Linked DNA regions of Homo sapiens: region 1 is linked to region 2. A link is a contact called in ENCODE Hi-C or POLR2A ChIA-PET data. All regions are on one chromosome and are shown on one strand. The core of a region is the stretch at or near the end of the contact, and the rest is flanking DNA. Distances in the headings are between cores, read along the strand shown.

The links. Hi-C counts contacts between places; a loop is a spot of excess contacts on that map. ChIA-PET counts read pairs that join two places held with the same protein, here RNA polymerase II (POLR2A). Pooled maps may share reads with other maps.
Region 1: a loop to region 2 is called in a pooled map, with 2.9 times the contacts of the local background. The contact joins the enhancer-like site here to the promoter of RPL11 in region 2. A Hi-C loop is called at or near these places in 2 of 50 pooled maps. POLR2A ChIA-PET finds 5 or more read pairs at or near these places in 13 of 52 experiments (A549, AG04450, BJ and 9 more).

Annotation. Positions count from the first base shown.
Region 1 is chr1:23,591,622-23,594,321 of GRCh38, forward strand. No RefSeq gene overlaps it. Among named protein-coding and RNA genes, the nearest start is that of ID3, 33 kb to the left of the region's middle. RefSeq lists enhancers at 623-1,822, 1,076-1,355, 1,079-1,850, 1,851-2,621. Within about 2 kb of position 1,435, at least 12 of the 41 ENCODE cell types and tissues checked have a DNase peak (open chromatin) inside an H3K27ac peak, as active enhancers do; they include OCI-LY7, where a contact is called at or near this core.
Region 2 is chr1:23,690,398-23,693,097 of GRCh38, forward strand. RPL11 (ribosomal protein L11) reads left to right here and starts at 1,409. Exons shown (of 6, transcript NM_000975.5): 1 at 1,409-1,432; 2 at 2,212-2,362. The coding sequence starts at 1,427. RefSeq lists an enhancer at 1,371-1,690.

The sequences.
Region 1 (2,700 bases), core at 185-2,684, 99 kb before region 2:
AGCTGTTGACACAGGTTAGAAAAACTCGTCCTCTTTTGGGGGAAGGGCAGGGTGGGGTGAGAAAGAGTTTAAAATAGGTGACCTTTTCAAGCAGATGCGGGAGGAAGGAAGAGCCCGCTGACATCACAGCTGAGAGGCCCAGAGCTCGGTTGTGGCCCAGGGGCCAGCGCTACCAGGGCAGGCCCCCAGCCTGAGTCACTCCCACCTGTAAGTCAGGCGACCAGGCCAAGCCTGGGGGTGGGGGCACTGTTCTGAGAGGCATAGGGCGGGCAGAGAGAGGTGGCAGCTGCTGCCCACCCGGGACCTCCTCCTTTCGTCCCTCAGGCCTCCTCCAGCCATTCACTGTCCTCGGCATTATGGAGGCCTGGGCAAGGCACAGGTCCTCGGTTTCCCCATCTGGAAAGGGGAGTGGAGGGGGAGGAAGGATTTGGGCTCAAAGGTCTCAGAGGATCAAATCCAGGCATCTCTGTTTGTCATAGATGACCTCACCCCAGCTATTGATCTCCACTCCCTTGCACCCACATCTGCCTTGTGTTCCTGTCTCTGGGCCCCCATTCAAGCTCTTCATCCTCCTCTTCCCCCGTTCCCCAATATACTAGTACCTCCTCTCCTAAGCAAACACTTTCCACCCTCCAGGCTTGGGGAGGCTGGGTGCAGGAGAGGAAGGAACATGGGCTTTGGAGCCTGACAGCTGGTTCCAGATCCGGCCTTGTCCCTGACACCTTTCGTCTATTGTCACCCTTTTGACCTCAGTTTTCCTTTCTGTAGAGTGGGTATATCTACCTTCTACATTGTGGTAAAGATTTTTTTTAAAAGCCTGTTGTGAAAGTTTGTTTCCTTTGCCTTTTTTTTTTTTCTAGTTTGTTACTGCTGCTCTGAAGCTTTTCAGCATTTCTTGAAATAATGAATTCCAGTAACACTGATAGCTCTTGGCCGGCCCACCATGAAGCCCTTGATCCCAGCCTGGCTGAGAATAGACTGTTTCACACATCACTAACTCTGCCCCAGCCTCTGGCTCAGAGCTAGTAGCAGGACATGAAGGTTTACTGAACACCAAACAGATGGTGAGTGCCCTGCTAAGAACTTCACATACATCTGCCCCCTCCATCCTCCTCACTGTGAGGAAGTGTCATCGTCCCCACCAGAAAAACAAGGACTGGGAGGTGTCCTGACTTGCCCAGGCAGAGACTGGTGAGTGATGAGGCTGGAAAAGTGACAGGGCCCAGTTCTTGAAGGGCTCTGAATATATTTTATCTTTTTAATCATTTTATTATTTTTATAGAGATGGGGGCCTCACTATGTTATCTAGGCTGGTATCCAACTCCTGGCCTCAAGTGATGCTCCCACCTCAGTCTCCCAGAGTGCTGAAATTACAGGCATGAGCCACCATGCCCAGCTGAATACACTACCTTAAGGGCAGTGGAGAGGTTTTAGACAGGGAGGCAACATGATCAGACTTGGGCTGAAGGCTGGGTGGGGTTGAGATAGGTAGGGAGGAAAGAGAAGGGTAATAGTTTGATTTCTGCTTCCCAGAGTTGTAAGAAGGGTGAGCTTGCCTTGTCAAAGAGGGAAGGTGATTGGGCAGGGCAGATGGGAACACAGCTAACACCTGTGAACTGGAATGAGCCATGTGAGCTGGGATTGGGTGAGAAGCTTGGGATGGGCGCACGTTGCCTAATACATGGCCTTAGGCAAGTTATTTGGCTTCTCTGAATCTCAAGTTTCTCATCTGTAAAATGGGCTTAATCACAGTATAACTTCCTGAGGAGCCGTGAGACTTCAGCAAGATAATTAAGACATGCAAAGCACTTACTTGGACCAGGGCCTGGCATAGAACAAGTGCTCAAGAACCACCAAGCACTGTGAAAAGCGAGACATCATCGTGATTTTTATTGTAATCCTCATGGCTCTTGGGATAGCCTTTCCAGTCGGCTGGGGGCTTCAACTCCCAGGAGCATTCCCAAGCCCAGCAGTTTCAGGTGGGCTCTGTTAGCTGATGTTTCCCTGCTTCCTGGCAGGGAGGGTGGGAATGGCAGCCAAGAGTGCAGGTGTCACGTCCCCTCCCTCCCCATCTATTTCCAGCGTAGCTGCCTGAGGCCACTGCCAGGTGTGGGTGGTGAGTCAGAGCCAGGCTGAGAGGACAAGGCAGCCCCGGGGGCCTGAAGCTGTCTCAGCCTCCCTCCCTCGGCCTTTCCCATGGGCATTTTGAAGGGGGAAGGCTGGGCCAGTGCCCAAGGGTCCTCCATCAGTGTCACATAGAGGACACAGGGTAGAGACCCAAGGTCCCCCAATCTACCTCTTTGCTGGCTGGAGGTGGGGGCAGAGGCCATGTTCTATTCATCTCTACCTCCAAGAATATCTAAGACAGGGCTTGGCACATAATAGGGATGCAAGAAATGCACGTTGACTGAATGAAGCAATGTTTGTTCAGGACTTTAGAGGAGCAGGATTTGTTCATGAGAACAGACTATGAGCTCTGCAGACAGACAGACAGACAGAGAGATAGACAGGGTTTATATGACCCCGGATAGGGGAATTTGCCTCTCTGAGCCTCAGTTTGCTCATCAGTGAAATGGGGATAACAATGTGTACTTTATATTAAGGACTGTTGTGAGGTGTAAGTGGGGCAACCTCAGGAAACTGTCTACTGTGCCTGAGACTATATCTATAATAACATTGATCACATTTTGTTGCAAGTAT
Region 2 (2,700 bases), core at 159-2,658:
AAAGCTCCGCCTCCCAGGTTCACGCCATTCTCCTGCCTCAGCCTCCAGAGTAGCTGGGACTACAGGCGCCCGCCACCACGCCCGGCTAATTTTTTTTTTTTTTTTTTTTTGTATTTTTAGTAGAGACGGAGTTTCACCGTGTTAGCCAGGATGGTCTCGATTTCCTGACCTCGCGATCCGCCCGTCTCGGTCTCCCAAAGTGCTGGGATTACAGGCGTGAGCCACCGCGCCCGGCCGCTGTTAAGTACTTATATGTGAATAAGCGTAAGAAAGTATTGCTTATCAATAGCATATACATTTACAGTCTGGAAAAATGGTTAGGCCAACCAACCAGAGATTGTCCACAAGGGTGGCTGAGATAGTGACACCTTTGCTTTCTGATGGTTCAATGTACACAAACTTTGTTTCATGCACAAACTTACTTAAAATATTGTATAAAATTACCTTCAGACTATGTGTATAAGGTGTATATGGAACATAAATTAATTTCATATTCAGACTTGGGTTCCATCCCCAAGATATCTCATTATGTTTATGCGAATATTCCATAATCCGGAAAAATCCCAAATCTAAAAACCGTCTGGTCCCAGGCTTTTCAGGTTAGGAATACGCACCCTGTAGTAACTTGCCCAAGGTCACATAGCTACTAGCTGGTCGAGACAGGACCACATCTGCCTGTCTTCAAGCTCGGGACTCTTAAACCACCACTCCTTTCCGTTTGTATAAATTCTATTTGTGCCCGGAGTGGTGGCTCACGCCTGTAATCCCAGCACTTTGGGAGGCCAAGGCGGGTGGATCATTTGAGGTCAGGAGTTCCATACCAGCCCGACCAACATGGTGAAACCCCATCTCTACTAAAAATACAAACAAATTAGACCGGTATGGTGGTGCGTGCCTGTAATCCCAGCTACTTGGGAGGCTGAGGCAGGAGAATCGCTTGAACCCGGGAGGCGGAGGTTGCAGTGAGCCGATATCGCGCCACTGCACTTCAACCTGGGTGACACAGCGAGGCTCCGTCTCAAAAAATAAATAAATAAATAAATTATATTTGTTTACGTTGTTACAGAATAAATTTGCGTCATAATTTGCATGATTGATTTAATGTAGTTTTGGCGTTCTCATCACACAAGGACCACCAGCTCGTGACACTGGGAGGAGAGAACGTCCTCAAGGTCCGGAAACTCAAGGACGTGCTGATTCGGGAGCTTTCAAAAACTATTTTTGGAAAACCCAGATCCCGGTCTTCAGCCAGCGTCGCCTGCAGTGGCTAGCACTACCCACAAGGGAGAAGCCGACGCTGCAGGGCTTTGCCAAATGCGCCTCTCTTCCTCGTCTTCATCTCTGTGGTTAGCCTGGGAAAAGAGCCCGCCTCCTGGCCCATAAGGCCCTCGGCCGGAAGCTCCGCTTTCTCTTCCTGCTCTCCATCATGGCGGTGAGTAGCTGGGACCTGGATTTGCTTTCCTTTATCCGTCGCCATCCATGGCAGGCCGAGCCTGCGGGGGCTACTTCGCCCGCAGCCCGAGGAATATGGAGCCCGCAATGCCTGCTGGCCCAAAACTAGCAGAGCCGTTCGAGCCAAGGACGCAGGGTTGAATTCTGTCACTTTCCCTGCCATCGTTTTAGGAGCGGCTCCGGGCACTTGCCCGGAGTGCTCAGAAGCACGGTCAGGAGGCTGCAGCGGGGGCAGATGGGGTGAATGGAGGGTTCTGAGGCAGGGGGGTCCGGGCCTTTTCCTGGTCCCGGGGACTTGAGACTTGCTCGGTGCTAGGAAACCTTAGTCGGTTGCTCCGCTTAGGGAAGGTGCCAGCCTTTAGACAGCTTCCGAATAGGATGCTGGACGTCGCATAACCACGTGTTTCCTGTTAACTGAGCAATTAAGTTCTGTTTCTTCGCTCACTCCCCTTAGTTGGCCTTACAATGGGGGCGCTCTTTGTTACCCTGAGCCTCTTAGGGTTCGATCTCAGTGTCCGTATCTTTTAACACTCAATAACTGTCCTGAGTTTTCTCTTCACCCGTTCCGTTCGTGGAGGAAGGATAGGTTCCGAGCTGTCTTCTTCCCTTGATGTCCCCTAAACATTATACCTTTTAAACATTCAGGGTCTTCGTTACGATTTGGGATGAGCAGAAATAAAAATGCTGTGCAGATAGAAAGTAGTAAAACTCAGGGCCCTCAGCTGTGAGTGTATTGACTGCTGCTCTTCCCTGTTGCAGCAGGATCAAGGTGAAAAGGAGAACCCCATGCGGGAACTTCGCATCCGCAAACTCTGTCTCAACATCTGTGTTGGGGAGAGTGGAGACAGACTGACGCGAGCAGCCAAGGTGTTGGAGCAGCTCACAGGGCAGACCCCTGTGTTTTCCAAAGGTGAGTAGTCACAAGGACATACAGGGTTTGCCTGCTTGGGTCGCTTGGTTGTTTCTTGATTTACCTGCTGTCGAGTCTGTTTAGAAAGTGACAGTCGGCATCACTTAAAGCATTAAATTCATGAGCCGGCCAAGAGGTGTCTTTTTTTTTTTTTTTTATTCAAGATGGCGTGTGGGATTGGAACACTAGATTTTATTTGAGCAGATCTTAAGCTAAGACTAGCCCAAGTAAAGATTTTCCTAAGTAACTAGGATATGAGATAGAGTGGAAATGTCAGGAACGAAGTAAAGATCATTAGATCTGATTAGCAGTTAGGGTTATATAGGCTGCATTAAGAA